Regions from separate parts of the Homo sapiens genome. Here region 1 is linked to region 2. The links are chromatin contacts, found by Hi-C or POLR2A ChIA-PET in ENCODE. All regions are on one chromosome and are shown on one strand. The core of a region is the stretch at or near the end of the contact, and the rest is flanking DNA. Distances in the headings are between cores, read along the strand shown.

What was found. Hi-C counts contacts between places; a loop is a spot of excess contacts on that map. ChIA-PET counts read pairs that join two places held with the same protein, here RNA polymerase II (POLR2A). Pooled maps may share reads with other maps.
Region 1: a map with no recorded cell type shows a loop between it and region 2 (5-fold over the local background). The contact joins two enhancer-like sites. A Hi-C loop is called at or near these places in 1 of 168 maps with a recorded cell type or tissue (IMR-90), 4 of 37 single-sample maps with no recorded cell type and 3 of 50 pooled maps. POLR2A ChIA-PET finds 5 or more read pairs at or near these places in 2 of 52 experiments (AG04450 and HepG2).

What each region holds. Positions count from the first base shown.
Region 1 is chr5:96,276,594-96,281,972 of GRCh38, forward strand. The region is part of intron 1 of LOC101929710 (a long non-coding RNA gene); the gene reads left to right. It also overlaps a transcript of CAST not described here. Among named protein-coding and RNA genes, the nearest start is that of PCSK1, 150 kb to the right of the region's middle. RefSeq lists an enhancer at 3,706-3,755. Within about 2 kb of position 3,683, at least 2 of the 41 ENCODE cell types and tissues checked have a DNase peak (open chromatin) inside an H3K27ac peak, as active enhancers do.
Region 2 is chr5:96,174,236-96,179,024 of GRCh38, forward strand. The region is part of intron 1 of LOC101929710 (a long non-coding RNA gene); the gene reads left to right. It also overlaps a transcript of CAST not described here. Among named protein-coding and RNA genes, the nearest start is that of MIR583, 97 kb to the left of the region's middle. Within about 2 kb of position 3,241, at least 3 of the 41 ENCODE cell types and tissues checked have a DNase peak (open chromatin) inside an H3K27ac peak, as active enhancers do.

The DNA of each region.
Region 1 (5,379 bases), core at 2,433-4,932, 100 kb after region 2:
CCAAACATATTCCTGTACTCTACTATTGCTGAATATTTTTAACATACAGAAAATAAGTGTAACAGATACTCGTGTATCCACCTCCTTAGATTTAACATGTTAGCCTTTTGTCTATTTGCTTCAGATCATTTTTGTTTGGGTAATTGTAAGGAAGTATTATGAATGCATCTAATATTATCCTTTTCCCATCTGTTTCCCATCCCTCATGCCCATCCTTGGGAATCACCACTCTTCTGAATTTGCTGATAGCATTTTTATGAAGGTTTTCATGCTTTTGTTCTATGTATGTATGTTCATGAGCATATATATTATTTTGTGCTTTGAAAGTTTACATAGATGGAATCATATGTACCATTTTGCAACTTTAGATTGGTCCTGTCTCTTCAGTAGTATGCTTCTGAGATTTATCCATGAAGATCTAATTCATTCATTTCAACAGCTGCGTAGTATTCCATTGTATAAATAAACTACCATTTATTCATCCATTCCTTTCTTATGAACATTTAGGTTATTTTCCATTTTCCCCTGTTTCAAAACAGTGCAGTAAAAATCGTCTTTGTAGTTCTTCTTGGCCACAGGGACAAATTTTTTTCTAGGCCTGAAGGACATGTCTAGAAGTATAATTAATGTGCTATGCACATTTTTCAGTTTTTCTGGGGAGTGCCATATTAACTCTCCAAAGTAGTTGTACTAATTTGTTCTTCCACAAGCAATGTCTAAATTCCATTTCCCCACTTTCTTTCCAGCCATTGGTGTCCTCAGCTTTTATATTGGTTTTTTTTTCCTGTGATTTCATTAGTGTGTGATGACTTCTACTTGTTTTAATTTGATCACTAGTCAGTTTGCCTATCTTTTATATGCTTATTGGTCACTGAGATCTCATCTTCTGCAAATTAGCTGATTATATTATTTCATTGCTTATTTTTTCTATTAAACATGGCAAATAAGGATGACTAAATAAATATTCTCAAGTTTGTCTAAAAAAATTTTAAAAACCAAAGGTAGTGGGTGGGTGGGGATCGGAGAAGCTGTTAAGAATCCAGAAGTAAAATTCTAGATAATATCAGTGTGGAGAAGAGAGGAGTAGAAACTAAAGGGATGTGAGTGTGTGCTAAAAATATAGTCTCAAAATATACAAAACATCATCATTAAGTAAGGTTTTTTTTTTTCCCACCAGAAGTATATGAATGGTCAACATTAGAAAATCTCAATGAATTTCAATGTATTTATAGTCTTAAACATTTAAAAAAATTGTATGTTCATTTCAATTGATACAGGAAAATGATTTGATAATAGCAGCCAGCAGGCCATGAGTGTGGTGGTGGTGGGCAGGTAATGTAATAAGAAATTAACCATCCCCCTTCTCTGAAGGCTGGTGACCTTCCTGCTTACAGCTGTACCTTAACTGGAGGGTGGGGAGTCTTAATTTTGAATTAAAATAGAGTTTTTTTTTTTCAATTTTGTTTTGTCTTAGATTGGGTTTTCTAGAAGCAGAGTCTGAGAGTGGGATTTAGGGGAGAACAAAATTTTAAGGAATGCTCTTCAGAAAAAGTCAGTAAGGTTAGGGATGAAGAAGAAGAAGCCAAGCAAGTATGTGATTTCAGGAGACATCTAGCCTTCCCTCATCTGTGGGGGAGTGGTTTGTATGTAAGTTGCACAGCAGACTGTTCCTCCTAGAACCACAGGCTGGCCTTTTGTCCCTTTGTAATCAGTCTTTGATGTGTGTGTGTGGTGAGGGGGTCAAGATTTACCAGGCAGGATGGTACCTGCCAGCTAATGGCAGTTCTGAGAGAACACTCCGGAAACCATGCCTAGGTAATCTTCACAGCAACTGAGAGATGGGTGTACCTGCCTGGTAAATGGAATGGGGAATGGGGTGGAGAACATGGTAGCTTCTGCCACACTGGTTCATACATGCAGCTGGAATTTCTAGTATCTGAATTAAGGATTATATTTTACAACTTAAAGTGATCATAGGATTTTGTATATCCTAGGTATGCTTAGAAAAAGCATGGGATTGCTTATTTCCATCCAGGGGAAGAGGAAGATGTCCCCTGCCTACGAAAGACAGCAGAAGATAGAAAACAAAAGCAAAATGGCTTTTTGTGATTACACCTCTTGAGTCCTGCATGCTCAATATACCACTTGTGTATACACACACACATGCATATACACATACACTGTGCATGTATGCACATGCATTCATATTTCATCATGTATCATGCCACACACATGCAGTTACATGCATGTATATATACATATGCATAAATACATGCATCCACATATTTCATCTACTATCTCTCATCATATCCTATAGCTTAAAAAATGTTGTAGTCTTATAATGACCATATAAGCAGCCACTGTTAGCACCATTATGTATAAACATTAAAATCTGTACAGCTATTAATGCTATATCAGAAGGATGGATGATACTCATATTTTCTTGTCAGCATTCTATTTCTTTGAATTAGAGAAAGCTGAAAAGAGAGTATTTCTTTTTCTGCCAAATATCTGGAAACACTTGGTCTCTCGGGTGGACTTCCAGCCAAATGAGGATCTCTGCAGGAATGGAAGAAATCACACACTCTGCTCCAGGAGCCTCTGTTTGCCAGGTCACATTGCTTTACTCTGGATTTCTACCATTTGATCGAAGGTCAGTCCAGAGACTTGAGGCCCACTGTGGTGCTGCAGATGGCCCAGTCTTGCCAGGGAAATGTGTCCCCTTGTGTTTTTGCCAGCTGCGGATCTGAAGATGAGATGTTTGCATCTCTAACACCTCACTTTTTGTGCCAAACCAGGCCTGCACTGCAAGGAATCCCCCTGCCAATTTTCCTTTATTAAAAAGATACTCCTTTCCATGCCCAAGAATAATATTATGGAAAAGGATAACCATTTAGCTATGTTTGACCATGGTCCTAAGGAATTCAGCAGGATCCCACAGAATTCCAAACAACGTATTTTTTAATTCACAAGCAAAGGATGAAAGGCACATTAATAGACATGATAAGAACAGAAGATGGGTAATTCTTCTAGAAGGCTTTACAGTGTCACTAGAGCACCATGTATCAATGTTCTGATTAATGTTCTTATACCACAGCTATACATGGTATACTTGCATTATATTTTGAGTAATAATAAAATATGCTTCTTGAGAAGTTATAAAAACTGAGCTGACCATTAAGGATTTGGCATCTTATTTTGCTGTATGGGAAGACATTTAGCATGTGGTTTCACACCCAGCCTGTAGGAGTTCATCCAAGTTCAGTGGTCCTAGACACAGTCAACATCCTCTTCTTTTAGAGTTCAGATAGCCCCACTAACATTCAGAATCTCCAAGCACACACTGCACCATTTTTTTAAAGCACATCCTTTAGCGCCAGACAACAGGCAAACACTAATGAAGTTCCAGGTAGAGGCATGTTTATTTGTTTTCTGTGGTTCAGAAACCATTTCCGTTTGCTTGAATAACACATTGTCTAAAAGCAATTTCCTTTCTGTCTCCATGGCTCCTTGAAATGGTAAATTATTAAAATAATCAGGCCTACTGGTGCCATAATGAACAAGAGGTGATCTCGTATTGGAGGCACTAAGCAGAGAAAAAGATTTTTTAAATTACCGTAAATTCATTCTCTGGTACTCAACGTTGTGGTTTTTGTTGCTGTTTGGTAGTTCCTAATTCCACTCCCCCAGTCCCCACACACACACTCCTTGGTTCCAATATTGCATTATAAAGATGATTCATATTAGGATAAAGTTTTGTCTCTCAGCCTACATCACTTCTCAGGACAGGTAATGAGTAAGAAGAGAACAATGAAATGACTAACAATGAAGTAGAATTCACAAACAAAACTGAATGAAGTTGCTTGAAAAGAAAATTTTGCTTATAGGTAAGTCTCTGTACGGAGAGAGCCAATGCATCCAGATTCAACTGCTAATCAGAAAATCTGGGTTTTGGCCCCTGCTCTGACACCAACATGACTTTGGGTAAGACCCATACCCACACTAAGCCTCAGTTTCCACTTCTGTAAAATGGTAACACTAGTTACTCACTTTGCTTATTTAAGTATCAAATGAGATAATGTATGTGAAAATACTTCATGAACTATGAACCACTTTACTAATATAAAATACCAGTAGAACAGAACATGTGTTAAAGGTAGAGGTAAGATTTTTTTTTTTTTCTTAACTGTTGTCCTTTTGTATGTATTCACACTAACACTAAGCCCCTGTTACCTCAATTCCTACTCCTAACTGGTCTCTGCGATTCCATTCCACCCTTCAAAATCCTTTCAGTCCCTCCTGTACTTTGAAGCCAGGTGAATCTTCCTGAATTATTAATTTCCAGGGAAATGTCTTGCAAGCCTGTGGAGCTCCATGTGGTGTTTAAAATAATAGAAACAATATGCCCATGGCAAAGGAATAATGTGGATGATAATGTAATCCAGATGTCAGTTTAGACCTCTCTGTCTCTTGAGAATCTGGAGATATCAAGATACATTGATTCTGACTCCCAATTCTAGAGCCCATAATTGGTCAAAATAATGTCATATGCATTATTGAGAGCAATACTTCCTCATGGTTGCTGATTCATCTGGACTTTTATTGTTGTTGTTGCAAATGACAGAAACTCAAGTTTTAACATCCTAAGCAACAAGTAAATAGGCTGGCTTATTTAACTGAAAAACTCAAAAGGTAGCATGACTTTAGGCGTGACTAGATCCGGTGACTCAAATTATATTAACAGAATTCTTTTTGTTTTTGCTCTGCCTTTCTCTGAGTTGTCTTCATGCTCAGGCAGTGTCTCTGTGTGTGGTGAACAGTTGATGAAGGCAATGAATTAACCAAGATTAATCAGCAGTTAATTACAGCTGCAAGTAACAGGAAAAATGCTAAGTGGCTTAAACAAGATAGTTTATTTCTCTCTCACATAAGGGTCTAGTTGTAAGCAATTCACGGCAAGTAAGACAATTATGTCCCCCAGAAGACTTCAGCTGCTTATCATTACAGTTTTCTGCCTTGCCATCCCTGGTTCACAATGGAGCTCCGGCCATGATGTCCATGTCCCAAGCAGCAGATGCGCGAGGAGAGAAGTAATGATGAAGGGTACAAAGCAACTGTTTCTTAAAAAAGGTATCTGAAAGCTCTCACATGACATTTTCACTTACATGGCATTGATGTGGCCATATGTAGCTACATTTTCCAAGGAAGGCTGGAAAATGTAGGCTTTTATTCTACGTATTGTGTAAGACCATTTGCCTAGCTGAAACTTTATTATTGTGAAAAAAAGAGGGAACAGATATTGGAGAACAATTAACATCTTCTGCTAGTAGAAATTCTATTAGCTTTATCAACTCCATGGAGAGAGCATCTTCTCAGGTC
Region 2 (4,789 bases), core at 1,991-4,490:
CTTTCTGGTTGTCTGGTCCATTTCCATTAAGGGAATTCCAGTTCTGATTCTTCTTGGGCCACACTTCTAGTTCAAGTTACTGCTATGAAGGATATTCTCCAATTTTCACAATTAGTCCATGAAACAATCATTAGACAGATATTTGTTGAGTAGCTGTGAACAAGGTCCTGCGCTGGGCGCTGCAATCATTCTTCCACTCCTCCGCAGACAGGAGGAGTTCGCCCTCTTGCTTATGTGGGGAAGGAAAGTCCAGTCAGAATCCTCTGTATGACAAGTCTACCACTAGTTGGATGATAAAGGTTTAATGTGCAGACACAGATTACAATTTTAGTTTTATAGGTTTCCCTCCTTGGTTAGAATTAGTAGTTTAATATTGGCACTGTTTTTTTGTTCTACTTTGTTTTAAGAATTTTTAGAAATGATACAGTTGTATACTCTCTCTTTCTAGCTTCTGGCTCATGATTTGTAATCTTGTTAATGTCTTTTCTAACCAATCAAAATAAGTAAAAATGTGTTTTTATAGTAGTGTTGCCATAGAATTAATGAGGCCTAACCATGTACAATCTCTGTGTGATTGGTCCCCAAAATAGTATTTGTGTGGTATTCTAACATTTCAGCAAATAATATATTTAAAGGTTTTCTTTTCAATCTTTAATGAAATCAAAAGCTTTCCTCCTCAATCTTTTTGTATTCATTTCAGATTTATCTAGGCAAACTGATATTAATAATTTTTATCAAGGTAATAGGTATACAATACTTTTTACTAGATTTTCTAATATATATGAAAACATATTTAACTTCAGATTTTTTAAACTAATCCAGAAGAAAAGCAACTGAAGTTTTTAAATTTAGAAGACATAGATTTTTCTTATTTTTATTATTGGTATTCTAATAGTATACTAAGAAAATGTAATATAAGCTACTTATAAAATAGTACATGCAATTAAATGAAGTCAGTGTACTACACTATAATAGTTTGTCATTGGACAGAACTCATCAGTTGGCCGGTTAGTACATGTGAATTTTGCATGAAGTACAAGGGACTTTCAGTTCTGGGCAACCAGTGCCAGTGAAAGTACCCTACTGGCCAAGATGGAAATTACTTTGATTTTGAGGTTCCTTGTTTCACATGCATTAAAAAAAATTATCGAGTATCTACTGAATGCCAAGGACTCATTTAGGCTCTGGAGGTATAAAGAACTAAATAAGACAAACAAGATCCCTGCTGTTATAGAAACTATTATTTAGTATGGAGAATTGAAAATAAACTAGTAAACACATAAATGATTGAGAGCATCTCAAAGAGATAGACATGTAATTTAGATGGTAAACAGGGCAATGGGCTATAAATTAATTGGGGTAACTTTACACAACGTTGGTCAGTGATGTCCTTTCTAAAAGCGTGACGTTGTTGCTGTGACCTGAATGACATGAAGCAACTATCTATGGAACAATGTGTGTTAGTGTTTCACATGGATGCCATGCATGTTTTTGTTTTAGTGGTTAGACTAGAGTGATGCTTCCACTCAGTGAGATAGAGCAGTATGTTTAAATATGTGTTAGTTTGCTCAAACTTTTGTGATGCTTTTCTAATACATCCTGGTTATTTTTCTTAAATATTCCTATTCCAGCACTAAGAGTACAGAGTTAATTCCTTTATGAGGTCCTGTTTGAAGTGCAACTGCTGATGTATAATTTCACAAACATCATTCCGCCTCTAGTAATGTTATTTCCTTGCAGCAATAATAGTCCAAGTGGGTAAGTGCTACCATAGCGGAAATTACAGGGAGCTAAGGGCTCGTCTAGCTCTATTTTGGAGGCTAGGTAAGGCTTTCTGAAATAAGAGGTTTCTAAACTGTGATCTGAAGGACAAAGAGAATTTTCCCAGGCCCAGGGAATAGGAGGACAAGACAGAAAAGTCTTCTACACAGAGGAACATGTGCAAAGGCCTTCGGAGAGAGAGAGAATGTGGTACATTTGGGGAACTGCCAATAATTTGCATTTGGCTGAAGTGTATAGTTCAAGAGATAAAGTGATAAAAGAGAAGGCAGTCTAGAGAAAGGAGCAGGAGCTGATTACAGATAAGCTTTGCTGAAGATTTTAGGCTGAGGAAAAGGACAACTTTTATTCATTAATTCAGCAAAACTTTATGAAGTGCCTTATGTGCTATGCACTGTTTTAGGCACTGGGAATACATCAGTGAACAGACAGAAGTCCCCACCTTCATTCTGTCTACATTCTAGGGGGCAAGGTAGATAGCAAACTAAGAAATTCTTAGGTAAGATGCCAAGTTTTTGAGGATTTTTGAGTTTGATGCAATATGGAAGCAATTTTTCAACTGGTAACACTTGAGAAGTCACAGGTTAACACCAAAGAATATGTATATTTTTGACAATGCCACTTGAGATTTTGGCATACTTTCACTTTTCTGAGTGAAACTAAACTAAAAGTTTGTCAGTCACAAGGACTGGCTTTTCTTTCTTCCTGAGCCCCTTCTGATAAGGACCTTTTCATAACCCTGTATCGCATGAGTTCTCAATGGTGTTAATTAAATTAGTAGAGCAGTAAATTGGTAGTGAGGCTGCTACTGCTTTCTTAAATAATTTGGAGCTCAATGGAATTACATTGTTTTGCAGAGATTCTTTAATAATGTGCCTTTAAGCTTAGGACTGCATCATCTAAATTTCTCTGTCATAGAACTTTTTGGAAATTGTACCAAACTGGGAGTATATGCTATTATAATACTTAAGAATTCAAATAACTTTTCATGTCTTAATGCATTTGCCCTAAAGTAAGAGTTGGTCACACATGTGAGTTGAATCTAAGAAGTTTAGTTTTGTGATTGAGCAAATTTATTATTATGATTATTATTATTAATTTTAGAGATGGTGAAATTATCCCTCATTAAAAAATCTACTCTGCACTTTACCAACGGAGTAGATTTTGCTGAAGTGCTAACAGATTGCTCTAAAGATACATTCCAAATTACCACCAACTTCCTATTTTGGGAAAAAAAGAAAGGAATCCAGTTTTAAGCCTCTGTCTCTTTAAAACAAAATGCGAGGTGGTGAACTATGTGGCACTTTTGATTATATGTTGAAACCACACTAAGTCCCTGAAATCCAAGAGAATATTGTACTCTGGTCCTTTGTGCAGAATGCTCACATGAGTGCTTACAGGAACCAATCCAGAAGCAAATTGCTGCTGATAGTAACTGACAGCATGAATTACTGCATTTTCAGAGACTCTGCCAGGATCAACCCGTATGATCTCACTTTTGCTCATATAGCAAGCTGAATATGTGCATGTGCTAGAACAAGCCTCCCAAGTTCAGGGAATGGCAAGGTCTCTCAGCAGTTTGAAAATAGCCAGCACCTTTGAAATGAATCACTGTGGCATCTAGTCAGCTCATACTTATAAAACCGGTTTTTCTTTGGTTAATTTCTGACCTTAAGCATGTAAAATCTCTTAGAAAAAGGAGGAACTGATTCATCTGTTTATTTGTCATGTGAAAACCAGACAAGTCAATGAGTGCTGAGGACAACATCAATTTCTCCTTAGCAAGCCGAGCTGCTTCTGGTTCTGCAACTCACTCTGGTCCGTTTGGAGACGTTTTGCAGCTAGTGATTCCCCTGTTGATTCTTAACAACTTTCAGAAATCTTCCTGTAATTTTGAACAAATAAGAACATTGAAGGAAGAACTGTACTCTTCGCTAGAAATACTCAATTGACATAAAATATATCTGATGGAAAATGCTCTAAAAATGAATTCATATTTTGTATACCAACACAACCAAGATCACTAAAATATAATTCAAACATGAGAAGAACTCATCTCAAATATACATATCTGGACATAAAAGTAGGAACTGGAAACATTTGTCCAAAAGATGAAACCATAGATTCAATATCCACAACCACAACCCAAGATCAGTCTCAAGATTTCTTCCATTATTTCAGGACATTATAAAACTCACCTAAATAGTAATAAAATTGCAGGGGAATCTGCATGATTTAATGCCTTTGCCCATCATTAGCAATGTAATCTAGTATTTCTGGGAAAACATAGACCTTCTGAGGTCTTTAACTCTGTTCTTGGCAGACAAAAAGCCTTCCAGGTCATCTTTAAAGACATATTTATTTTTAATTCTTAGGTCTACACATGTTTTCTGTTAATAAGTTGGAATCTTAAGATTGTATTCACTTCTTTATTTATTTTAAAAAATACTCAGTTCTCCTGAAACAATGGTGCCTTTGAAAATGAGGGGGCTAATAGAATAGAAGAAAAAAAAAGAAGCCTTTCCTTCTTTGTTCCATGTTTTGCTTTCTCTAGAAGGGGTGATGGGCTCTAGTCTTTGCAGGATATTTCTCAGTGAGTTAGCACTGCTCTAATGGTGGCCTTTGAGAGAAAGAGGAAAAGTGGGAGAGCCTTGTTTGTTATGGGGGAGCACTGGCTGGTTGAAGACAATCTGAAGGGGAGGTTTTTATCTTGGAGAGCCCTTCCTGGGGAAAATCAGAGGTGGAGATAGACAATCCCAGCATGGTACATGGGATAATATGATGGAGTAATGGGTGCATAGATGAGAGAGCACTTATCTCTCAACTTGGACATTTTACAGGCCTATTTATACGGGCCTCATTCAACAGGTTCAAACTCAACTGATTACTTCTTGCTCCTCCTTCTGTGTTCCTGATCTCAATGAAGCCCCATCTTCCATCCCAGCAAGAAGAGAGAGAAACTTAGGGGTTCCCTCTTGACTCTCTTTTGCCCTTGTACACCAATCAGTCA